5 separate regions of the Mus musculus genome follow, and regions 1, 2, 3 and 5 are each linked to region 4. A link is a loop called in an ENCODE intact Hi-C map of the cell type or tissue named here. Cell type or tissue: heart. All regions are shown on one strand.

Region 1 (5,000 bases), 930 kb before region 4:
AGTATACTACATCCCTCTTTACTGGGGATGCTTTCACAGCAACTCTCTACCCTTAGAGCGTTCTTTACTATTGTACAGCTATACAGTTATCTGCTTCATAGTTTTATGATGCTTTTATGAATGCTCAAATGATGACTGAGTTACTGAAGTAGTTCTCTTTCATAGATCACATTTTAATAAGAAGGAGGACTCAGGTGTCAATTCTTATTTTTGGGCTTACTTTTCCACATTAGCTGGACAAAAAAAAAAAAAATGTGTGTTGAAACTCTCGCCCACACTGATACCAATCCGTACCAATACCAATCAGGAGCCAATGTAGACTTAACTAAGGCAGCTTGATTTTTTTGGATTTAGACTTTATGGGTAATGGCTGTGGCTAGCTTGCTTAGCTGAGATACCTAGTTTGATGGCTGGCCTTAGGCAAAGGATCTGCAGAGAGTGGCTCTTGCACTCCAGCAGCCCTGGCCTGAATGTGTAGGGGCTGCCACTGAGACAGACATAAAGAACACAAAAGCAAAGGGTAATAAAAATTGATATTGCCTTAAATACCTTGCCTCAACTTTTGGCCAATCATAAGTGATTGGTCTAGTCCCATGCAAGCATCTGTTTACTCAAGGGGAAGATTAGCTCTCCCATTGGAGCCCAGTCTTGGCTCACTGAGAAGCTGTGTGAAGGCTTAGAAGCAAGAGCAGCTGCAGCCTATGTCCCCATTTTTTTGAAGAACACGTTTTCCTGTATAAATTCACGCACTGCCAAAGTGCTGCAAAGCAGCAAATAGCTCCCTTTGCTTTAGTATAAAAGGTTCTCTGGATTTTAATTATGTGATGTACTAAGCATATAAAATGAGAGATTCTTTGTCTGGCTAATGTATTAATATTAATGGATCTCTTAGTAACATGTAATTTTTAAGGTTCTATGCATAGGAAGAATGCGACAGCAGAGAAAAATAACAAAAGAAAGGTACCAACTTTAATGTCTCCTTGAAAACAGTATTTTTTTAAAAAAAAAAAAATCCCAGTTAGTTTTACCAGGATTATTTACTGTCACGAATTCTCAACAAGAAGCCTTATTTCTGACTTCAGGATGCTGCCTCCCACGTATCAGCTACTAGCTCTCTTGGATTTCCTTTCTCTAACTGTCTAACATATTCTCTCATTTGGATTTGCAAAGCACATCATTAGTATTAAATGTCAGAGGTGAACTGAGAAACAGTACTGATCTCTAAAGCTTGTAGTGTTTGTAGCTTTAAATTTGGGAATACAACCAGTGCCTAATATAAATAAGCATGGTATCACAGGCCCGGCCAAAGGGCCAGTATGCTTATTAAAATAGCACTGTAGAAATTATAAAGGAGAGAAGAAAGATTAGAGAAAACAGAACATTATCTTTGTCCTTTAAGAAAAAAATCACCTCGGGACTAACAAGGTGACAGGGCACGGAGGAGAAGGCAGCTTGCCTGATTTACGCTGTGGAAACAAGCCACATGAGTTTCATCTTATAATGCTCAACCCAAACTCAGCAACAATGACACTTAAATTAAAAACAGGAAGATGCATGGGAGATGCAAAATTTCTGCTTTATAATAATAACTCTGCTCTATAGTATCTGAAAACAATAACCATAAAATATTTTAGATTGCATATTCAAAATTCTAGTATTGACATCCACAAATCCAAGTCTTGAGCATCACCTGCAGCTTTAGGAACGACTGTAATGTACCAACAACACATACCATGCTCTTCTGAGTTCAGGTTCTTTGTTACATGTCACCTAAAGAAACTCTGTATCCAGTTAAGAGTGACCAATTGTGTTAACTCCGTTATGTTTTTGCATGCTTACATGAGTGCACAGAATCATCTTATGAGCCACAAAGGAAGAAAGGAAAGGAAAAGTCATTAGAAGCCTGGCTTCATGGTACAGGCTTGTAATCCTAGCTACTTGGAGAGATGAGGCAGGAGAATTGTGAGACCAAGGCTGGATTGGGTGTGGTGAGAGTGCAAGGCCAGCTTGAGTGATATAGTGAACCCCTGACTCAAAGCCAAAGGAAGAGTGAGAGGGTGAGTTCAAATGGCTTAGGGGAGAGAAGTAGGTGTTTCCTGAATTTGATGGTCAGCGTGAAAGACAAAAGTTACTAGAAGAATAACATTAAAGAATGTTTAAAAGCCAGGAAGGAAACACATTCATTAGCACTTAGTGATTTCTACAAGTATATTATTGGTAAATACAACACACACACATATATACACACACTCTCCTAAAAAGGAACCAAAAACCCATTTGAGACAAAAATATCAGTATTAATTATTTTTGCAGAAGGTAATTTTGATTTCTTTTTATGAAAAAGAAATGTTATTACTCTTGATTATATATATATATATGAATATGTATATATATATATATATATATATGCTCTATTTGAAGTTCCTGACAATTTCAATTTCTAATAGCATTTACAAAGTTTCTTTTAAAATATCACCAATTTGTATATCAATGATGATATACAGATTTACACTGTGAAATACATAAAATGAAGTCCAATGCAATTCTTAAACTTCATTTGAAAATAGAGAATTTTAGTTTTCTTTTCCTTTTAAAAATACTTTATTTATTATTTATTTATTTACACTCCCAGTCCACTCTCAAACTGTTCCACATCTCATACCTCCTCCCCACCCCCTGTCACCAGGAGGATGTCCCCACCACCAGTTTTTTGATTACAAACATTAACGCCTCCTGTGCTAGCAGTAACAGGATGGCAACAGCAGATGGCACTATTGCCCAAGATGTCATATTGGGATGAGGACAACTGGTGCTTCAAAGAGATCTTTAACACATGCAAAGAGCTCATTGTCAACTGGTTCTTTCCAGTTATTAATATTTTATGAACTTATCTAAAGTTAAAATGCGTTTTATGTTAACAAAAAATTTGGGTCAGTTGGTCTAGGTTACTGAGTTATTTATGATATTGTTCCAGGAAAATATATTTATACACTAACACTACTGCTACAAATCCATTAATAATACAAAGTATTACCCAATTTCCAGATTAAATTGACTCGGATATTAGCCAGGAATACAAAACAACCATGAGCATCCCGTTTTAAATAAGACAATCAGCATCTGTACTGCAAAGCATTTCCCAGTGCTTTCCAAGGATGAAGAACAAGACAACATACTTGAGTAGGAAAGTTGTTTTCAATAGAACTTGTAGGTAAATAAAATTAGAAAGTTTAAATTATTAAGATAATTTCTTATAAACATAAAATTTACAGTTATTGCTTTGCTTTTAAAAACAATTTATCTTTTTTCTTTTATATAAACTTTATCATAAAAAGTTGCAAAAAAGAAATCACGCAGCAAAATTAAGCAGAGCCAGACTATGAACCAGAACCAAAGGCTAGATAATGTAGTGGAATTCTATGCAGTTACAATAGCCACTTAGGAAGGAAGATGGTAAGCTTCACACCAGATTTTATACTTTTACCACTGGATACATGCTATGCACTTATACATTACATAAACCAATATCTCTTCAATATTTCTTTTAAAAAGAATACATTAGAAACCTATCCAATCTTAACATTTATAAGCTGTTCATAAAACACATTCTTAAAAACAAATTTCCACAAAATTATATCCACAAAGAGCTTGAAAAATCAGAAGACTCCTTAGGTAGAAAGGCCTTGCCTAGAAGCTTCCAGAAGCTGATGCTGTGAACACTGTCCCAAGGGAAGCAGAGGTTCTTCAAGTGGTTTTCACAAGACGTGGCTGGGGGGTGGTCCAGCACAAGCTCACCATATTAAAATACTTCCTCTGGCATGTTAAATGAGACAAATAATTTCAGTGTGGCCATACTATCAAAGAATTTCAGTTAAACATAAAAAGTACAAGCAAATTGGGCCATTGTGATTCATAAAAACAGAATCTTCACTGAATATCTTACTTAGAAAGTTTTCATATCTCTCAATTTTCACTGTCATTTACGGCCATACCTATACATATGTTTTAATGATGCTGTCACTTGCCACTGGTGTGAAGAGAGACCTCTTCCATAATTCACCTGGCTCTTAGCATATGCTGTCTCACACTGATCATGACCTCTGTGTGAGTGGCAGCTCTGTCTCCTCAGTTAAGAGATGACATATCTCTCTGTTACCTTAAGAGCTTAGTTGAGGGTACTGTATTGTTTAGTGAGCAATTAATATATATTTTTTGAATAACTAAAATTCAAGGGGCATTAAAACATTAAAAATAAAATGTGCAAGTGACTTAAAAAAATTCATTGTTTTAGTGTTTATTTTACTTTAGTGTTTGCCTGCATGTATGGCTTGTGCTCAAGGAGGCCAGAAGAGGGCACTGGCTCTCTGGAAATGGAGTTACAGATGATCCTCTATGTGAATGCTGGAAATTGAAGCCAGGTCGTCTGGAAGACTAGCCAGTGCTTTTAACAACTGAGCCATCTCTCCAGCCTCCTAAGCGATAGTTTTAGAATCTGTGGGTTTAGACTGCCTGGGTCAAACTTTCCGTGCTACTTACAAGCTGTCGTAGCCTTGGGCAAATGGTGCAAGCTGTGCAGGTCTGAGTTCTCCTTTCTGGTAGTGAGATAATAATGGGCTACATGTCTTAGGAGGAGTGAAAGTTTCCCTCCCCCTTTCTTCTTTCTGCCTTTCAAATACTTGAGCACATTGACCACATGAGGCATTGCTCTGAGAGTGTATAGTAAGGAGACAAATCATAAACAAATAAGGTGGGTACCCCATGAGAGAGAGAGAGAGAGAGAGAGAGAGAGAGAGAGAGAGATCAGAAAGAAGCTAGGGAACTATGTGAGACAGGGGAAACAGGCAAGAACACCCGGACATTCTGACATTTCAGCAGAAAAGGGTAACACGAAAAAGTAGCCATGAAAATCCTAGTGATACTCCTGCTTCGTGTGAGGTTATTAGATCATGACAAATACTTAGTAAATGCATGTTACTATAGATGCATGCTTAGCGCCATTT
Region 2 (5,000 bases), 580 kb before region 4:
ACTAGGGTCATTACATTCTTTCCTGGTCCCCACCCACTTTACATCCCCCTGGAGTCTCAGTGACATTCTTGATAGGGCCAAGAATCTTGCTAAGTGGTAGGAAACTTGCCCAGCTCCTATAAAGCCAAGGTTCAATCCCCAGTCTACCAACAGCACCAGCAGACAGACTACGCGCACGCGTGCACACACATACACACACACACACACACACTCAAAATGTCCTTGGCAATGAAATGAAAATTATGAGATTCATTAAATTTCAATAAATACAATATCTATTATACAGTGAAGAGTGCTGGTTGTCCTAAAAACCTGTGTGACTGAGTTGCAAGCAGCTGCTCTTATTGTAAAACATGCTTCTTACTGTAAGACTGCCAACAGATGATCATTTGGCAGCCTTTTTCCCAGACTAAGTAAATATAGCCTTTTACAGCAAGGAAAATTAACGGTATTTGTCACCAATTATAAAATGCAGCTCTTCACGGAAAGATCTGAATTTTGGACAGTTTGTATCTGCCTAGTACTCAGATTTCCTTTTTTCTAGGATCAGAGGCAATATTAATAAAAGTGAATGCTTGATATACAATAAAAGATGCCAACATTTGACAGACACATCTAACTCAGTGAACCAGCATTTTCCAATTGCCAAGGCATATCCTTAATAAGGATAAAACAAGCAGTTATTATGTTTCAGAAGGGCAATTAGTTTAAGAGAACAAAGGTTCACAGAGGACATGGCAGTTTATAAGTACTTCAGCATAGTGTTTCATTAAATAATGAAAACAGAATCTTTGATCCTGGGTACATGCCCCCTCCTCAATAAAAGGTAGAAAAGTAAAATGGCCGAGTGTGGTGGCACATGCCTACAATCTCATCAGGCTACACAGCAAGTTCAAGATCACCCTTGGGCTGCCAGAGACACTGGAAAAAACAAAACAAAACAAAACAAAAAGTAAAACTAGGGTGAACACTATTTAACATACTATGGAATCCAGAAACAGAGAACCATCCAAAGGAATTGTAAGAACAGAGGCAAAAATTCAGATATAACAAGGCAAAATTCAAAAGAAAAAGAATTCTGTCAAAACACCACTGTTAAGACTGACATATGATGAACTCAGACGCTATGACACATGTACAGGGCCCACACAGGTCCAAACCAGAAAGGATACCAGCATCGAGGTTGGAGTGCTCCAGAAGCGCTCCCATCCCCAACAAGAAGTCATCTCCAATCAACAATTGCTGGAAAAGGAACAATTAGTTCCCAAGGGTACACAAACCACACTTAAGGGCAGGCTCCATCTCCTGCAGTAGATGGCCAACATAAAACAAACACAGAGATCTTTTTGGAAACTTTTTTTTTTTTTTCTCATATTGCTTTGTTTGGTCATTTTTGTAAACCATACCGATCTTTTGCTTGTATATTATGGTTTGTGTGTGTGTACACATTTCTCATGCTTTCTTAGTTTCCTTTTTCTTTATTTGTTAGTTTGGGAGATGAGGGAAAACCATCATCAGAATATATTGTATACAGCCGGGCGTGGTGGCACACGCCTTTGATCCCAGCACTCGGGAGGCAGAGGCAGGAGGATTTCTGAGTTCGAGGCCAGCCTGGTCTACAGAGTGAGTCCAGGACAGCCAGGGCTATACAGAGAAACCCTGTCTGGAAAAACAAAGAACAAAAAACAGAATGTATCGTATACAAATAACATTATTTTCAATTAGAAAAAAAACTACTGTTGCAACAACGTTCTGTAGATTATTTAGTGTCTCTTTTTAAACTAACAAATCACAGGACTTCCTTCCCATATTCTGGGAGTGAAACCAGAAGAAAGTTATCTGTAAATGCACTACAACAACCCTATGACAACCAATTCACATCACAACTCTCCACGCTGAATATGTAGAGACTGGGTCATCGAGGCCAATTAACAGACAAGTGCCAGCTGCCTTTGTCTTTTTCAGCTTCAGACATTTTTAGCCTTCTTATTGAACATACAGTCATAAAGTGCTACCACTTAGCAAGAAATCTCCTTTGTCTGCAAAGAAAGTGAATATTCATAAACTCTAAGACTGGAGAAGCTCTCAAAGGAGAGCTGCTTTCCCCACATGGTTGTACCTGTCACATCTGCTCCACTCCTTAAAACCTGAAAACTCTACGTAGCTACTTCACTGGGAGCTTTTACATCTAAGTTCAAAGATGACAACTCGAATACCTTCATATGCCAGCACATGATGTGTGAATTTATTTAACAACCTAGTACTTAGTAGGGACAAAACTGGGCTGCTGGCAAATCTAGAGCTTTCCCCCCCCCCTCAATAAACATTTTAAATACAACTCAGAAATTACATTAATAATAACCTAAAATCGAGGGCAGACAACATCCATTGTAACTCCTGAGAAAGGTGAATGAGTTCAGGAGTTAACTATCTGGTCACATGACCAAAAGTCTAGAAGGTAAATTCACAGACTGTTTAAAGTGATGTGTGTATATGTCAAGACAGGAAGGGTCTGTCTAACCATGTATTCTCTCTCCAGCCAACAAGCATCCGATAGACAGGAGAAGGGGTGGGGATTCCGTGCACACTTAGCCACAGCCTCCCCCTCGCTCCGACTACCTGGAGGAGGTGAGAGTGAACCTGGCTAAAAAGGAAGGACAACTGGGAATCCGAGGAACGGCGATCGAGGACCCGCGGGACCCGCGGACTGGGGGCTACCTCTCCACATCAACTCCACACTGTAGGCCAAGCCTGGGGCCTGCGGCCGCTCGCCACCCGCGACCACTCCGGCGACCCCCTCGCCCAGAGCCAGCAGGCTGGGACCCTGCAAGGTGCGGGGCGCATGCGCACGGCTACAAACCGCACGCCGCGGGCCCAGGCCCAACCCTCGGCGAGCTCCTGGCCACAGACTGCGCCAGGCCCCACGCCGCCTCCCGCAGAGCTGGGCCTCGCTACGCCTCCTTCGCGGGCGCCGCCCCCAAGCTCTGGACGCCGGCATCACCTGGCTCGACCTTCGGGTTCGCACCTCCCGACGTGGGGACCTGGAACCCCCTCTTCTAACCACGGCGCCACCGGCGTCCTCAGAACTTGCTTCAATTTAAGCTCAGCGCCTTCCTGGTTCCAGCACCAGGCAGCTTCAGCCGAGCTGTCGAGTGCGTCGATGCAGGCTGCTGGACCATTAGGAATGCCGAGCGAGTGGATTGTCATGCCGCCAATTTTTTGTTTAATGTTTGTTTTGCGTGTTTGCATAATTGGATTTTCTTATTCTCCAAAAGCAATAAAGGTGGTACTATGGGATGTTACTGCCTTAGTATTCGCCGTTATCGTCACAGATAATCAGCAAACATCTACATCGTAAGAAGTTATGTTTAAGACATCCGCGTAGAGCAAAATTGGTTAGTTCCTGTTGAGCGAGGTGGAAATTCGCCCAACAATAATAAATCATGGGAGTGTGTCTGCATAGAGTCGTGTGTGATTAAACTGTAATGATTTATTTGCAAAAAAATACATTAAAATCGGTGGGTTTTTTTTTTTTTTCCTGCCATGAAGGTGAAGGCATTCACGGATTGGAAGCAATTAGTTTCTCCTATTAAAGAAACTGTTAGATAGGAGGAAGAAATCTGCCCGATAGGAGAAGGTTCCTCTAGAAGAGAAAGTAAATGGGTAGATTTATAAGAAAGAAAGAAAGAAAGAAAGAAAGAAAGAAAGAAGCTTCTATTACCGAAATTAAAGAAACGTGGCATTTTCTGTAATATACAATATTTTCCTTGTATGACTTTTCTTTCATGATTTAGTATAAGGAAACAAAAATGAGGAGATATATAAAATATTAACTTGGATTCAGGCCTACTGTTAGCTAGATACTAAGGTTCAGATTTCCACAGAGATTTGAGATGGAACTCACTTCCAGTATAGGTTTATTCCTGGAAAGTAACTGGACCTTAACTAGCCAGTTTTGAGGGACTCTTTTAAAACAAAACCACAACACTACATGTTTGTTTTAAATAATTCAAAAACTGGGGGAACTCTTGGGGGGGGGGGGTCCTGATTATTTTTGTATCTGTCCATAGGCTGTCTCCTGAGTTTTAAAGTCAATGTTCCTTTCAAAACTTTGACAAAGTAAAATAAAATAAAATAAAATAAAATAAAGGCTTTGAAATGTCTTTTCTCAGGAAAATATTTGCTGTTTGGTGAAACATCATACTTCATAGCTTTTATTAATACAATTTCCAAACTTTTAATTTCTTAAAACTGAAACTTCCTAAAAGAGGGACTATTGGGGATGGCGAGGAAGGGAATGGGGGGGGGGATATAAGAGGCTAACAGAAGAGGTGTATGTTTCCATATGTGAAAAGTTCATAAAGAAAACCATACAATTATATGCTAATAAAAATTTTAAATTAAACTTCCTTTACACAAATGGGAGTCAGACACTGGAGATTTATCATTGCTTCATCTACCACCCCTATAGTTAGAATGAGTCAAGAAGATGAAATAATAGAGAAATCTATTGGTTCAAATTACAGGATAGTCATGCCTGATCTTTCTCTGGTTACCTTTAAAGTGGTCATCCTTCTAGTACAGAAGATGGCATAAGCGTTTGTATTTAAGTCCTGTGGTTAAAAGGATGAAGAAGCGTCTGGGGGTCTCCTGATCTCTTACCAGGCTTCTAGCAGGGGCTATTTGGGAGGTGTTTACGAATATGTATTTCGTCATAGAGGTTGAAAGCTACTGAAACACCATGTCAACTTAGTGGATCCCATTACTAAATGATCTTTTTTAAACAGTTTCACAAAAGAGTAAAATTCTGTGATTATTCTCCGGAATTACAGTGTTACAGATAGCAGACCGATGCTCAATGTGACATTGCTCCTAAATTCATAGAAGTTAGGAAGCAGTAAGGTTTTGAGTCTTGTGAAATAATAAAAGCAAGAGTTCATGTACTTCAATAATACCTAAATGTTTAATGCAATCGCTGTTAACCATGTAAAGGTATGCCT
Region 3 (5,000 bases), 150 kb before region 4:
CAGCGCATTGCAAATGGCAAGGCAAGCTTCCTTATCAGCAGAGTGGTATGCTAATGCAACTGTCACATTAAATATCTGCTGCTGGGGCTCAGTTAATGACTGTCATAAAAGCATGGCAATAGCTAGCATTTTAAGTGTTTGTGGTACACAGTGTACTTCTTGCTATTGTAAATAGGCCACACATTTAGAACTAATTACATGCAAGCTATGATAGCAGGTTTGTATTTTACAACTATCTGAGCTGTGATCAGCACTTGTAATCACAAAGCAAGGAAAAAAATAAGCAGCGACAGTGGCACCTCCGTGTTGAGAACCGTCTTGTTTTGACGTGTTAGAAAGGATGGAGTGTTGTTCATTGAAATGAAGGCACTTTGTCAGAAGCAGATAACATAACAAAATGGCCTCCATTGGGCTTTTATACCATGTTTACATCCATGTACATTTTTCCCTTCTATAGCTGTATTCACTCCAGTAAACACCCCAAATGCTATGTTTTCTTTGACCATTTGCATGAGTATGTGAATTAAGAAATAAATGCTATCTTTTTTAGCTTTAGTAACACATCACATTTAATTGCTTTTGGCTGAAGTACAGTTACAAATTATCACATGCACCAATTTATGGCATCCATGTGTGTAAGATAGCATGCTGTCTATAAAAGAAATAGACCATTTCAATCCCTCCAAGCTCAGCAATGCCTCATGCTTATGTTATAGTGTTGAGAAGTTTTCAAAGCTGGGCCCCATGTCCAAGATGAAAAATCAGAGGTTTCTGAAAGCATGTTGCAGACCCAAGAGTCTTATTCTGTAGTCAGTTAGTAGAGTTCACAAATAGGAATAGAGTGAAAGAAAAAAAAAAAGAACACAAATTCTCTACAATGCAGCCAAATTTTTGTACATACACCCTGCCTTCTCTCCCCTTCCCCCTCCCATCCCCTCCCCTCCCCCTCCTTTCCTCTCCTCTCCTCTCCTCTCCTCTCCTCCCCTCCCCTCCCCTCCCCTCCCCTCCCCTCCCCTCCCCTCCCCTCCCCTCCCCTCCCCTCCCCTCCCCTCCCCTCCCCTCCCCTCTCCTCTCCTCCCCTCCCCTCTCCTCTCCTCTCCTTTCTTTCTCTCCCTCTCAAAAGAAAGGTGTTCAGGGCTTATCTTGGAGTGAAAGAAGAATAGTGAGTAGTATAAGTAGAGACTTTGCCCACGTGTGGCGAGCAGACTTTTGAGTTCAGACTGTTCTATACAGAGAGTTCTAGGACATCCAGGGCTACACAGAGAAACTCTGTCTCAAAAAACCAAACCCAAACCAAACCAATAAGCCACCACCACCACCATCAATAGCAACAACAAAAACAACAGTAAGAGAGAGTGTGTGTATGTGTGACAGAGACAGAGACAGACAGAAACAGACAGAGACAGAGAGAGACAGAGCTCACTTAGACTATAACAAGCAATGAAGAAGTGGTTTCTGGGAAATCATCTAAGAGAAGTGTGGAAGGTGCTGATATAAAATGGGCTCGTGCCAAGAATCTCTGAGGAGCTCCTTTTGGTGTTGCCTAGTAGTTGTCTGTGTCCAGATGAAGCTGAACATCTCCTTCCCAGCCACCAGGTGTCAGAAACTCATTGAAGAGAACAATGCATGCAAGTTTTGTAGTTTCTATCAGAAGCACTTGACCACAAAAGTATTTGCTGACGCTTTAGATGAAAAGGGCAAGGGTGTGTGTTCTTGCCAGTGGGGAGAAAGGCAAATAAGGTTTTCCCCACAAAGCAAGGTGGGTGTCTTGATCCACATCAGAGTGTACTGGCCATTGACTGAGGGCATTCTTGTTATAGACCAAGGGGAACTGGAGAGGGAGAGAGAGAGAGAGAGAGAGAGAGAGAGAGAGAGAGAGAGAGAGAGAGAGAGCACAAATCTATTTAAGGATGCATTGTGGAAGCCAAATGGGGTGTTCTCAACATAATTATTTCAAACACAGGAGAGAAGGATACTTAACAGATATTATTGTATCTCAGCAGTTGAGGCCCACAAGAGCTAACAGGATCTGAAAGCTTTTCAGTCTCTCTAAAAGAAGTTACTATCCGCCAATATGTTGTCAGAATCCCTTAAACAAAGAAGATAAGAAGCCCATGACCGAAGAACCCAAGATCTACCATTCTGTTATGTCATCTCTCCTGTAACTCAAATGCTGACTTTGAAGAAACAACCCACTAAGCAAAACAAGGAGAAAACTAAAGAATATGTTCAACTTTTGGCCAAGAAAATGAAGGAAGCCAAAGAAAAGCACCAGAAGCAGGTTGCCAAGAAGCATAGCCTGTCCTCCTGAGTACTTCTACTTCTAAGTCTGAATCCAGTTTTTAAAAAAAAAAGTCTTTAAGACTAACAAATAGGCCTGGCAGTGATGGCATACACCTTCAATCCCAGCACTCAGGAAGCAGAGGCAGAAGGATCTCTGTGAGTGTGAGGCCAGTCTGGTCTTCAGAGTGAGTTCCAGAACCCCCCTAAGGCTTTACAAAGAGAAACCCTGTCTCAGAAAGAAAGAGAGAGAAACAAATAAGTGAGCAGACCTTCACAGGGGCCTATTACTGAAAACAATGCTTACACACTTTATTGAACTCTCAGAAATAGAGCTGGCGCCTACCTAGAAGCTTCACCCCTTCTAAAAAAATATTGTTCATGGTGTTAGAAGGTATTCCACACACTACCAGAGGAGAAAGGCAGTCATCAGTGCCCACCAGCTACAATGCCTGTGACCTACAAAAGTGACCTGCCTACAAGATATATTGGTGCAATAACAGCACAAATGTTATGGCAGTAACCAGCCACTTCTGATTGGATTTAATGCCCACACCATGAGATGGAACCCATGCCTGACATTTCTCCAGTCGCCAAGCACCTGCGACTAGATGGGTCATGGGCCTAGGGGAAAACCCATTACTATTATTCTGCTAAAGGAGCATTGCAATAAAATGACTTCTAATGACATATTGCTATACCGGTAGATCAGGCCCTTGCTCACCAGAAAAGCTTCTTCTTGCAATAGATGAGAACTAACACAGAGACCCACAACTAGACAATGTGCAGAAAGTGAGAGACTTCAGAGCACTCAATCTTAAATAGCATGTTTTCATAAAATCCCTCCCTTCAAGGCTCAGAGATCTATGTAGAAGCTGAGAGATTGTAAGAGCCAGATAACAGTGTCTTCCAGGGCTGATGCACATATAAACTCACAGAGACTGACAGCGTGCACAAGACCTGGGCAGTTTCAAGCCAGACAGGATCCCTGGTACTAAGACACAGAAGTAGACACTGGCTCCTAACCCTAACCCAGAAGCTATCTGCAATTGATACCATTGGCCAAGAAAAAATCAGTTTGCTCCAGTGGAGTCTTACAGGGCATATTAACCACGCTTCAAGGTATGCCCTATGTCCAGCAGTAAGTTGGCCAACACAAAATAATCTCAGTGGTATTTTTGTAGAATTTTTGTCCCATTTTGCTTTGGTTGAGTTTTTTGTTTGTTTTGTTTTGTTTGTTTTGTCTTATTGGTCTCTTGCTTATTTATTTTTGATTCCTTTTGTGAGTGCGTATAGGATTTGTTTGTTCGGTTTGGTTTAAGTGCAGAGGAAAAGAGGGGATCAGAGAGAGAAAGAGGGTCTAGGAGGAATTAGGGGAGGAAAGATATAATCAAAATATATTGTATTATTTTTCCAATAAAAAAAAACAGTAAAGCTGAAAAAAATAGATCTTGAAAATAAAGCAAATCTCTGAGAAAATATTTGCTTATTTTAGGAAGTTTCTCAGAGCCTTGGATGGTGGGGGCTCTTCTGACGGCACTGGAATGAACTTACTCTCTGAAGCATGGTGCTTGGGTCTAGCTGAGAGTAAGACAGAGGAGGCAGCGGTGGAAAGACAGTAATTCTCCATCGCCCCTTTTCCTGATGGTTCCCTGGCACTAGGAAGCACTCTTTCCAACCCAGTGCAGCCTAGAAAGCTGGCAGTACTGGGTTTTTCTTTGGTTCAGGTAGATGGGTACAAGTCCCAGATACTGAAATATTGGACTGAAGAAAAATATGTTGGTTGGTTTAGGAGACAAATATATGTATGATGTTTGTATGCGTGTATTGTATATATTGTACCTATTGGATTTATGTATACATTGCATCCATGTTCCTTCCTGTTTCTCTCTTCCCTTACTGCTGCCTATAGATAACAAGAGCTAACTTCAGATGCTCAATACCTCTTCATTCCCTGTCCCTCTCTATGCCCCCATTTTTGTTTCTCTCTAAACCTTTTGTTCTACTTATATTTTTAAAACTTTTATTAATTATTTGAAATTTTCAAAGAATTTCTTTTGATCATATCCATCCTACCTCTCCCAGTGCCTAGAACCCACCCACACCTTCCTAGCCATCCATCTTTCTTTCAAAGCAACAACAAACAAACAAAAATAGAACTCCTGGTGTCCAATCTGTATTGCCCAGCTACCCCTGGGTGTGGGACCTGCCCTCAAGTGTGATTGACCCACCTCTTGTCACACTACTAAATGAAGTGATTCTCTTTCTCCATGCAACTCTCAAAAGCCGATGGTGTTCTTTCAACTTTACTTCCCCCATTTTTCTTTTCTTGTTTATATCTGGAACCGTGTCTCTTTGGCTTTTTAGTTTTGTTTGTTTGTTTTCTTTTGCTTTTTGCTGCATTTGATTCATATTTTCTCTCCTTTTCTTTCCCTCTTCCTTCCTTCTCTCCCCTTCTTTTATTTTTTTTTATCACTCATGAGTAGCAATATACAAGTAATACAGTGGGGCCTTTTCTTTTAAAATGATCTTGGAATTTCGGCCACAAAATTACTGTATAGTTTAGCATAATTTTAAAGATTCCCAAGAGTGATGGAAGGCAATTCTTTCCAATCTGTGAAAATTCTATCTGACATAGAAAACCTTCTGCCCCAATTCTTCCTGCAAAAGAGAGTTCAGCTAGTCTGTGCACAAGTCTCTAAATGTTACAGAGACTCAAA
Region 4 (5,000 bases):
GGAAAGTAGGTTTGCTGAGCCTGGGTCCTCAGTGCTATGTGTTAAGATTTGTAAGAGGCAAACACACTTGTATAAAGGCAAATTAATTATTTAGGGAGGAAAGCCTTAATCAAGGCAGCAGGCCACTACAATAATTAGACTTCAGGAGAGAAAGGGGCAGCAGCGGCATAATCCTGATAATTTCTTCTTCTTCCTTCTCTTCAGATATCAGGATTGGATGTCTGTCTAGGAAGCAGGCACAGAGTCTCATACACACCCCACAAATACTGAAGAAGGCCCGATGCTTCCCCACTGTGTCCCACCTCTTTTTATCATTACAGCCAAAGGACTCCGAGACCCAGATCACTTACAGCGTGTTAGAACAAATAATCCAGTTGGTCATCCCACAAGGCTCTAAAAAAAATAGACCTTTGAACAATGACAGCTGGAAAATCCTGAGGCATCACACGGCACTAATAGAGGATTCTCCTCCCGTTTTCCACAGTCTTTGAAAACCAAAGGCATAGTCCACAGCACAACATGTGACAAGACATTTATTTTCATCTATTTGCTGGAAGCCGTTGAAAATGAGAAATATCAAATTAGATCAAATGTTTTAAAATAGGTTAAAATCGATCTTTTCCTTGCATTCAGGGTTCTGCCCAAAAAGTCTTGATACTGGAATTCTGCAGCATGAATATATATTTCATCCTAAGAGGGACAGGCAAAGCCCTGAATGGTTATAATTACTGTCAGCCAAATAGAAAGCTAATTGTCCAAGGAGCTTACGCTTCCCTTAGATGAAGGTCTAGGCAAGAATAACCAGTGTCTTAGGCAGAGCCAGAGTTTGCATGTTTTGGTTTTTGTTTTTTCTTCTTTCAGTTCTTTGGAAGGTTTAAAATCATTTCACTTATAGATACAAACTAATAGAAATTTTTAAAAAATCCAGTGAGAATTTTGGCAAATAAAGGCATTGTTGGGTATTTTGTTTTGTTTTGCCGATGCTCATCATCTTTGAGGAATGGGAAAAAATGGAAACCCACAGAATGTCAAGACCTCTTGACTTCAGCCTGGATTGCCAGTGTGTATTGGTTCTGTTTATGTTTATGATTTTCATCCGAAGGTTAGAGCCACCTCTCTGAGAGCCACAGTGGACCCCTGGCTGCCTTTCTCTCTTCATTAATCCTTAGGATGTTCCCAAGAATTGGGAAGAGACAGCTCTCGGATTCCCCCTTTGTAGAAAGAGAAGCTGGGGTTTGCAAAGGTTAAGAGACTTGCCCAAGGTTATTTAGCAAATTAGGAGAAGCCACTTGGGGACAGAGCTCCAGGTGCCTAGGTTCTGTGGCTGCAGCCAGAGAGTCAATGTGTGTAAGAGACTCTTTTGTGTTTCATGCTCAACAGAAACACTTAACTGGTGTAGAAACAAAATAACTTCATATTCTAGTTCAGTCCTTCCCTTGTATTCCACACACACACACACACCAACACACACACACACACACACACACACACACACACACACACACTATTAGTGATAGAGAACCAGTTAGCCCTGGATTAGAACTTGCAAATAAACTCCCTGATTTGCTACAGAAGTCTCAATGTATTCTATTGTTTTAGAATCGACCACACACAGGTGTCGTTCCGACTTCCTGTCCTCACTCCTAGAAGAGAACCGGGCTCATGTATTTATTCATTATGACCATATTTAAAGAGTTGCTACAAGAACAACCACTCCATTGATACAGACTTTCTTTAAAAAAAAAATTTTTAAAGAACGATTTATTGCCACCATCATAAGGGAGAATAAAGATGGCATATAATTCATGGAGGAGAAGGACTGCTCTACAAATCAACGAGCTTTTGCAGACCGCCTTGGATTAGCATCCGGAATGCGGCTAGAAGATGCACTGCCTTAGTTCTCCGGAGCGAGTGGTGTCAAGGCCGGAGGAAGAAAGAAGCCACATCTTAAGGAACACATTTTTTTACTCAGTCACAGGGCTAGGAATAGAGTAAGTTTCAAAAGGTGAACTCACACAGGAACAGTGCCTGTGCAGAGAAGTGACCTGTCCTGAGGAGAGAGAGAGGCATATCAAAGTCTGGGAGGAAAGAAAATACCATCTTCCGGGCAAGTGGTACCTTCTTGCTTGTGCACATGCAGCTTTGTAAGTACAATAGATGCTTTGGTAGCAGTCTTGTTCCTCGGAGGCTGAGATTGCTTTCTTTCTTTTCTTTTCTTCCTTTTTTTTCTTTTTTTTTTTTCTTTAAGTTTTGAATTCCAAGTTCGCCATCTAGTGACCGCTCCCCAGAACAACAAGCTCATGGTGTTGCTGATGTCATCTTTTGGATGCAAATTACTTAGTTCAAGATTTTTTTTTTTTTTTTTTTAATGACTAATGGTTGCATCAATAATAACAAGCTATTGAGAATTTAACTTCCGGCATGCACAGTTGGCAGTGGCTTGCAAGAACCGAAAGTATCTGTATATTGGCAATTTAAATCACAGGTTTTTTTTCACTTCTGAGATCAACTTCCGTGATTCATTATCTCAAATTTAATTGCATTGACAATACTTCCGGGGATGAACAAAATAGTCTTGCAGAAAACTTGCTAAATTTATGCTTAAATCCTCTGGGTGTGTTCTATTGTGAAAATAGAGAAGAGTTGGGTGTTTGATGGCAAAGCAAACTGTCCAGAAGTCTTTTGGGTTTAATACCCCTGGTGGGGTTGACTGTACAGGAAAAGACGCATCCACTGTCCATCTGGAGACAGTGGTCTCTAGTGTGGCAGCACCTTGGACTACAGAATCTCAGACTCTGAACAACACTAGTGATCCCAAAGAAGAACATTCTCAGTAGTGTGTGATGCTGTAGACAGCTGCTCTAAAACACACTTTGGTTCAGTCTTTCCGTGTACTGGGTACCGCTGAAATTGCCGTTCTCTTTCCCAGTCAAGAACAGACTTCTGCCTTACTTTCTTTGCCCCACTCGTAATATAATTAGAAGTCTACACAATTGTATTACTCTGCACTGTCTTTAGTTATAACATATTAATGCCAAGTGATATACTTTGTCACTGAAATAATAATATAAAATGCCTTAAAGCAAAAACTGATTCAAGAAAAGGCCAGAATTATTTTTGAAGTAAAATATGCAGCAATTAAGCACAGGGCACATGTGAACACTTTCACCATCAGGAAGAGGGGATGTGGGAAGGGATGCTGGCAACATGTCCTGGACACAGGCTCTTTTGACTGAAACCTGGATAGGTCCTCTCCCTGGGATCTGCCTCTAGCTCCCTGCAATGGGATACCTTGTAAGCTGCCATAACAGTCAAGTTACTGAATCTCTTCTGAGCTCTGTTTGTCCCATGTGCAGAGTGAAAGTGCAGGTGGGCTCAGAGCAAACAATCAAAAAGAGTTTGCTGGAGGCTGGAGAAATGGCTCACCGGTTAGGAGCACTGGCTGCTCTTCCAAAGGACCCAGGTTCAATTCCCAGAAACCACATGGCAGCTCACAACTGTCTGTAGCTCCAGCTCCAGGGCATTTCACACCCTCACCGACGCATATATGCAGGCAAAAGACCAGTGTGCATAAAATAAAAACATTTTTAAAAAAACAAATGTAAGAAGGATTTTTAATACAATGCGGAAGGGGAATTCTGGGTATAGGGAAAGGAATGAAAGAAGCCTTCTAGAGGAAAAGAACAAAAGAATGAGAAGGAACACGTGATACACCTGAGAATACAGTCACGGCCAATTGCATCCTCAGGCCCCAAGTGGTAGCTATGTTCTCCACAATTTAAGAACTTTAATTCTTATAATTTAAATTTAAAACGTATAATTTCTTATTACAGGTTGCTGGGAACAAAGCAGTATTGTACACCTTACAACCTCAAACAGGACTGTACATGGCAGCTTGCAGATCCTTTTCAGATAGTTTTCTTGAACACAAGAAAGACTTTCGGGGGTGGAAAGCTCAGACCCTTCATAGGAGAGGTCATCAGAGTGAAGCACGACAACCTCCACAACAGGCTTGTGCAGGCTCCTCCAGTCATATGGCTCCGACTCCTCCCGTCCACAAGACCCATATTAGCTCCTGGGCCCGCTGGCTATGTACAGAGCCTCGTCTATTCCTGGAACCAACTCTGAAATATAGGCGTGTCACACCTTGTTAACAGATGTGAAAACCAGGGCCCAGAAACAGTTTCTGGACAGAGGTCATTTGGATTTTAAGTGGCAGAGCCACATTTGAAACTAGGTTTCTGTGACCAGAGACTGCTGATTATTACCATGAGAGAGGAGGCATACCATCCTTGGTAGGAACCTACAGTCCCCTTTTCTTTCCATAACACACACACACACACACACACACACACACACACACACAGTTGAGGGTGGGGTAGATTGGCCTTGCTCCTCTCTGGTATGGCTATAGAGTTAATCACTGCTGATTCTTTCTGATGGTCCTTTTATCAGCCCAAGCCTCCAGTAAATGTCCAATTACAGATTCCAATAATATTTTTATTCCCCCTAAGCCATCCACATCCCTTTCTACTCACTGCCATCTGAATAGGGGTCAGTGAGGCATAGGGTTGAAGAACAGAGAGCCCTGAGCTGCAAATAGCCAGGCTATATGGAGGACTGTCCCATCCCATCAGCTGAGCAATAGATTCTTCCTTGTGTCCCTCAGGGGTCTGCAGGGGCTTTATTCTGCCACCAGGGTGTCGTCTGTTCACTTCAGGTTTAATCTGTAGGTGTGATACTAATTACTAGGTGAGAATACCCAACTGCAAGAAAACATAACGGGCTACTGAATTCCTGCATCCCGCTGAAGTGGCATGCAATATAGGAAGTGGATACCATGAGCTATGCACAGTGCTGGACAGGGTGGGGTAAGGAAGATGAGAACATGCTCCCTGCTCCCAAAAGCAGGCTGTGCCTACTACAAGGCACTGTGGGGCAGAGCAACATGATACATCTGTGCCTTGGGTTTTCTTCATATTTGTAAAACGGAAAGAATA
Region 5 (5,000 bases), 570 kb before region 4:
GACTTCAAGAGCTGCGTCGCTATCAGATCTGAACTCTCCGCAGGAAGAATTGTCAAAGATCTTAACATTGAACACGCGCACTCCGGCAGGGAAGCATCAGTTCCCATTTCCCTCTGGCGGCCCCCGCCCCTTCCCTCCTCCCCCCTCTCCCCCTTTACCCCCTCCTTCCTCCTCCTCCTCCTCGTCCTCCTCCTCCTCTTACTTCTTTTTCTCCTTCTACTTCTCCTCTTCTTTCTTCTCCTCTTTTTCTTCTTCCTCCTCCTCCCTCTCCTCCCCCATCCCCCTGCCCCATTGATGTGTTATTATTGGGGGGGCTGGAGCAGTAAAAAAAGAAGGAGGAAAAAAAGAGCGGGGCTCGGCAGGGAGAGCTTGAGCGCGAGGTTGACCGGCGGCGGCAGCGGCCGCGATGGAAGAACTTACGGCGTTCGTCTCCAAGTCTTTTGACCAGAAAGTGAAGGAGAAGAAGGAGGCCATCACGTACCGGGAGGTGCTAGAGAGCGGGCCGCTGCGCGGGGCCAAAGAGCCCGGTTGCGTCGAGCCGGGCCGCGACGACCGCAGCAGCCCGGCAGTCCGGGCGGCCGGCGGAGGCGGCGGCGCGGGAGGAGGCGGAGGCGGAGGCGGAGGAGGCGGAGGAGGTGCTGGAGGAGGAGGAGCAGGCGGAGGAGCTGGAGGAGGGCGCTCTCCCGTCCGGGAGCTGGACATGGGAGCCGCGGAGCGGAGCAGGGAGCCCGGCAGCCCGCGGCTGACGGAGGGTAACGGCCTGCCCCCGGCCGCGGTTCCCCTTACTGCCTTCCCTTATCCTCGGGGCGGGAGAGGACCCGGGACCCGAGCGGGAGGAGGGCGGCATCGCAGAGGGCCCTGGACCCCAGCTTTGGGAGATACCGGGATAGTGGAGGGGTAGGAGGCCAGACTGCTCCGTCGTGGGTGGGGTCCTCGCGTGGGGGAGGGCGTGGGGTTTCGCGCACCCTTCTCTGTCGCTCCGGTTGCACCGAAATATGTTTTTCGCGAGCGGGAGGATGGGGCCGCGCTGCGGGACGGCGAAGTTTGTGTGGCCCGCGGCGAGAAGGGGTGCGGCAGGGGCTCACTAGGAGGCCGGTTGTAACTAGCCCGTAGTCCCGAGTTTGCCAGAACCCCTTTCCTAAGCCTAAAGGAGAGAAGGGGAGGGGAGAGAAAGAGGAGAGCCACACGACATTGCCCTTCTTTAGATTTGCCATCAAAACCACTGTAACTCTGCAAAGCCCCCAAATCTCCGGATCTTGGGGACCAAACTTCACATTCTTACTGAACAGTTAAGGTAGGAGCCAGCCAAAGGTCCAGGCCAAGGTGATTCCCTCTCGGTGGAGGAATTGAGGAGTAGAGGGTGGGGGACGACGACGAGGACACTACATACACAATTTCTTTACTGGCTAGAATCGTGCAGTACTTTAGGAGAGAGAGAGAAAGAGATGGAGAGAGAGAGAGAGAGAGAGAGAGAGAGAGAGAGAGAGAGAGAGAGAGAGAGACTTTTGGAGAGAGCAGTGTTAGAAAAAGGCTTTATCTAACCGGTGAAGCGTCCATCAACTCAAAGTTAAAAATTAATTTGGCACTCGGTACTGCAGTAACTGGTGTGCTGCCATATTTTTCCAATTAAGAAAATATGTGGCATGCGTAGAATCACAAATTTAAGCAAGCAATTAACTTGTTTATAACACGGTCTGTTCCTGTTTAGGCCATTAAGTGGAAAGTTGGGGGCGAAAGAGACATTATATTAAGTCTATTAATCAACTTGAAATTTGGATTTGTTTTCCTTTGAAGCCCCTAAACTTTGAGGGGAATCCACTCTGGGGGTGACAACAGACAAAGCCAGTCCACCTTCCCATCTGAAGAATATATGTTCCTGTTTAAATTTTACTAAGATGTTAGTGAGATTGTCCTAGTAATGTTTTCTATTAAATTGACCCCTAATGTTTGCTGTGACCTTATCTACTTCCTTCCCGGAGGAAGAACAAACGTCCACAAAATGAACTCTGAGAAGCAGAAATACAGGCAATAAATAAGGTTACTGTATAGAATGCCAAGCTGGGGCAAGATGGGGCGCTTTGCCTTCACCGAGATCCCGGCCGGCCGTGTTCCCCTAAATTTAGAACGTGATAGGGTAAAATGATAAAGGGGCCCCCAGAGTAACCCTTCAAGGTTCATAGCTCTGAGACTCGGGTTACATAGCCCTGGCAAGCCTGGGTGAGCCAGTTGCTGGGGTTGTTGATTTCCAAGCTCTGGGCAAGTGTTAATTTCTTTGTAGCTTGGCTCTTTCGACTTAATTTTTTCCCCTCTGTGTTGATCCGGTTCCTGGGTTGGGAGGAATCAAAAACAGCCTCTACTATCTAAACTTAGCTTTGACAGTGGACATCCATCTCCAAATCATGCAGAGGATGAAGGTTGGGTGGACCTTGTATTGATATGGGCCTGACTTTGACTGTCCTCATCATTGCCTTTTGACATACATATATACCACCCCTCGTGTGGCTCTATTTGCTCACACTGCCAGAGCTCCTATCTTTTACATGGAAGGACAGCAAAGTAGCAACGAATGTGAGGGGGAAAATGCATATTTTATTAAACATCCGAGCGGCTGGATGCATGAAAAGGTTTTGAACAGCCAATAGAAACCGAGGAATGTTCTGCTTGAACCTGTTGATCTCAGTGGGTTTAAGCCTTTAGGGTCGATCCTTGGTTTCCACCGGGGAGGGAGAAGGAGAGGACAGATGCAGCGGTGGGTTTTGCTGACCACCAGAGTCTGTCTGATTTGCCGCCTCTACCCTTCTGGCCCAGCGTGGGCGGCCAGTCATCCAGGCCGCCAACATGGCGTGGTTGCCTGTGCCAATCCGACCCGAGTCTGGCAGGGAGCACAGGGACTGCCTAGTTGCTGATGGAACCATCCGTAGGGGTCTGGTCCGAGCCCTTGGGTACCCGGGGACGTGGCTTTCGGCGCAGCGCTGTACCAGAATCTCGTTTTCCTGCTGCAACCTTTCAGCGGGCCCAGTTGTTCCTAAATTAGACCAGCAAGTTTGCGGGAGGCAAAGGGCCAGAGGCAGCAGAGGCTGGCGGGACAGCGGAACAGCCCTCTGGGGATAGCTGGCGTGCGAGGCCATCGCGTGGCCTTGCCGCGCCCTTTAACCGAGACCGGGCTCTGGGAGAGGCCCGCGCAGCGCTTTTGATTTCCGTGAGTGCGTGGGTCAGTGAGTGCCATAGGGTCAGGAATGCATTTGGTGTTGACAGAAGGGAAGGGAACAGGTAGTGAGAGGGTAAGCTAAGACCCCAGTTGAGTTGGGTAGCCGCGTGCCCACCTTGTCCCCAGGCAGCTATACAGACGAGACTTTGCGGGTCTCAGAGACCCCATCCTCTCTCCAGGTCTTCACAGGGATCCCGCGCTCCCAGGGTTTAGGAGTCTCTAGCCTTCTGGAAAAATCTGGTAATGAGACTGTCTTGCTTTTTTTTTTTTTTTTTGTTCGTGTGTGTGTGTGTGTGTGTGTGTGTGTGTGGTGGTGCGTGCTCCGACGCACGTGTGGTCCTTCCGTGGTGCCCTCTTCAGTGTCCCCTGAACTGAAGGATCGCAAAGACGATGCGAAAGGGATGGAGGACGAAGGCCAGACCAAAATCAAGCAGAGGCGAAGTCGGACCAATTTTACCCTGGAACAACTCAACGAGCTGGAGAGGCTTTTCGATGAGACCCACTATCCAGACGCTTTCATGCGCGAGGAATTGAGCCAGCGACTGGGGCTCTCTGAGGCCCGAGTACAGGTACCCCCATTGCGAGGAGGTGGAGGCTGGGTCCTGAAAGTCAGAGTGCTATACCTAATGTTTGCGGGGAAGCTGCAGGTGTCTGGTGTGAGATGAAAAAAAAAGGGGGGGGACATCTTTTCTAAAGATCTTATTTTCTAAAATGGGTTTTGATCCCGTAGCCCCTTTCACTCCTAAGCCAACATATGTTCGCTGAAAAAGAAAGCTGTGCTGGGCTTGCTCCCAGAGTTTCTATTAACCACACCCCCCTAGCCCCTCGCTGTCTTTAATGTGGTTTAATCCTAATGGGCCTACTTTTATAAGCCTTAAAAAAAATGCCATAGAAAACGTTTTATCTCTGAAGCCTTAAAAGTTACAACGAGTATTTTGCTCTCTGGAGTTGGGTTTCGTTGAGGGTCTAGGTTTGCCAAACGGATATACCAATTAGGTTTATGGATGTACAGACTATAAAGAAAATTAGCATCTGTTAAGTGCAAAAATTTACAGTGTACTGCTAGCGGATCGGTCTCTAACTGAGCGAGAAACAGAGGGCATAGAATATGTTTGCCCACCCTTTGTTCCTCCACTTAACCAACGCAAAGAACCTGAACCCATGAAAACTCCATTTTAAAACAACATACACATCGTATTATTGATGTTTGCAAAGCCTGGCCTTCAGAATATCACTTGGGGTCAGAACTGCAGCTTTTTTCATTATTGGTGGGGTTGAGGATAATCTAAAGGAGGAATTATAAACACACATACATATCCTTCCAGCTTTATAGGGAACAAATTTAAACGTTTCAGATTGTATTTCCGCTCAAATAATAAAATTGGGAGAAAATGATGGTCATTATTTGTTTGAACACATGGAGCAGTTTTAGGCTAGAACATCTGCAGCTGTTACAAAGTATCGCTGTAACAGATACTCCCTGGGTCTCTGGGCGGAGAGACCACCATCTGTAAGGAACTATGCACAATTCTTATGGGGCTTCCCCGCATCTTGTAATAGGATCAGGGGGAAAAAACAGAGCAGTAAAGTGGACAGAGAAAAAATAATAATAGGCCGCCTTGGTCATCACGACGTCAATCCTAGAGCCTTCCCTTTTTAAGCCTGTTCTGCTTTGCAGCCTGTGCTGAGCTCTCTAGAGACTCCGCAACCCCTTAAAACCGTGATAATTATTGCAGCCGTGAGTAATAGTATCTCCATTCCAACTCTTCTAGGGGGGAAAAAAGAGTCAAGA

Evidence for each region. Peaks named below come from ENCODE experiments on the same cell type or tissue, not always from the same donor. Only the 100,000 strongest peaks of a DNase experiment are listed, where the experiment ranks them.
Region 1: a loop joins it to region 4, with 9 times the contacts of the local background. A loop is called at or near these places in 27 of 42 quality-filtered maps.
Region 2: a loop joins it to region 4, with 4 times the contacts of the local background. A loop is called at or near these places in 9 of 42 quality-filtered maps.
Region 3: a loop joins it to region 4, with 4 times the contacts of the local background. A loop is called at or near these places in 3 of 42 quality-filtered maps.
Region 5: it touches region 4 in a loop (4-fold over the local background); 10 of 42 quality-filtered maps call a loop at or near these places.

What each region holds. Positions count from the first base shown.
Region 1 is chr3:67,342,563-67,347,562 of GRCm38, reverse strand. All of the region lies in intron 7 of Rsrc1 (arginine/serine-rich coiled-coil 1), which reads right to left. Among named protein-coding and RNA genes, the nearest start is that of Mlf1, 29 kb to the left of the region's middle. In heart, CTCF peaks have their summits at 2,764 (motif pointing right) and 4,333 (motif pointing right); no DNase peak of the experiment used is centred here.
Region 2 is chr3:66,983,808-66,988,807 of GRCm38, reverse strand. It overlaps Rsrc1 (arginine/serine-rich coiled-coil 1), which reads right to left and starts at 3,146. Exons shown (of 10, transcript NM_025822.4): 1 at 3,002-3,146. In heart, no CTCF peak of the experiment used is centred here; a DNase peak (open chromatin) is centred at 2,917; H3K4me3 peaks cover 1,776 bases; H3K27ac peaks cover 754 bases; H3K27me3 peaks cover 276 bases.
Region 3 is chr3:66,560,116-66,565,115 of GRCm38, reverse strand. It overlaps the pseudogene Gm17952. Among named protein-coding and RNA genes, the nearest start is that of Gm35236, 160 kb to the right of the region's middle. In heart, no CTCF peak of the experiment used is centred here; no DNase peak of the experiment used is centred here.
Region 4 is chr3:66,408,076-66,413,075 of GRCm38, reverse strand. No RefSeq gene overlaps it. Among named protein-coding and RNA genes, the nearest start is that of Gm35236, 10 kb to the right of the region's middle. In heart, a CTCF peak has its summit at 2,292 (motif pointing left); no DNase peak of the experiment used is centred here; H3K4me3 peaks cover 335 bases; H3K27ac peaks cover 222 bases.
Region 5 is chr3:66,976,963-66,981,962 of GRCm38, reverse strand. It overlaps Shox2 (short stature homeobox 2), which reads left to right and starts at 192. Exons shown (of 5, transcript NM_001302357.1): 1 at 192-752; 2 at 3,569-3,777. The coding sequence starts at 407. It also overlaps a transcript of Rsrc1 not described here. In heart, no CTCF peak of the experiment used is centred here; DNase peaks (open chromatin) are centred at 702 and 2,952; H3K4me3 peaks cover 3,268 bases; H3K27ac peaks cover 1,140 bases; H3K27me3 peaks cover 4,569 bases.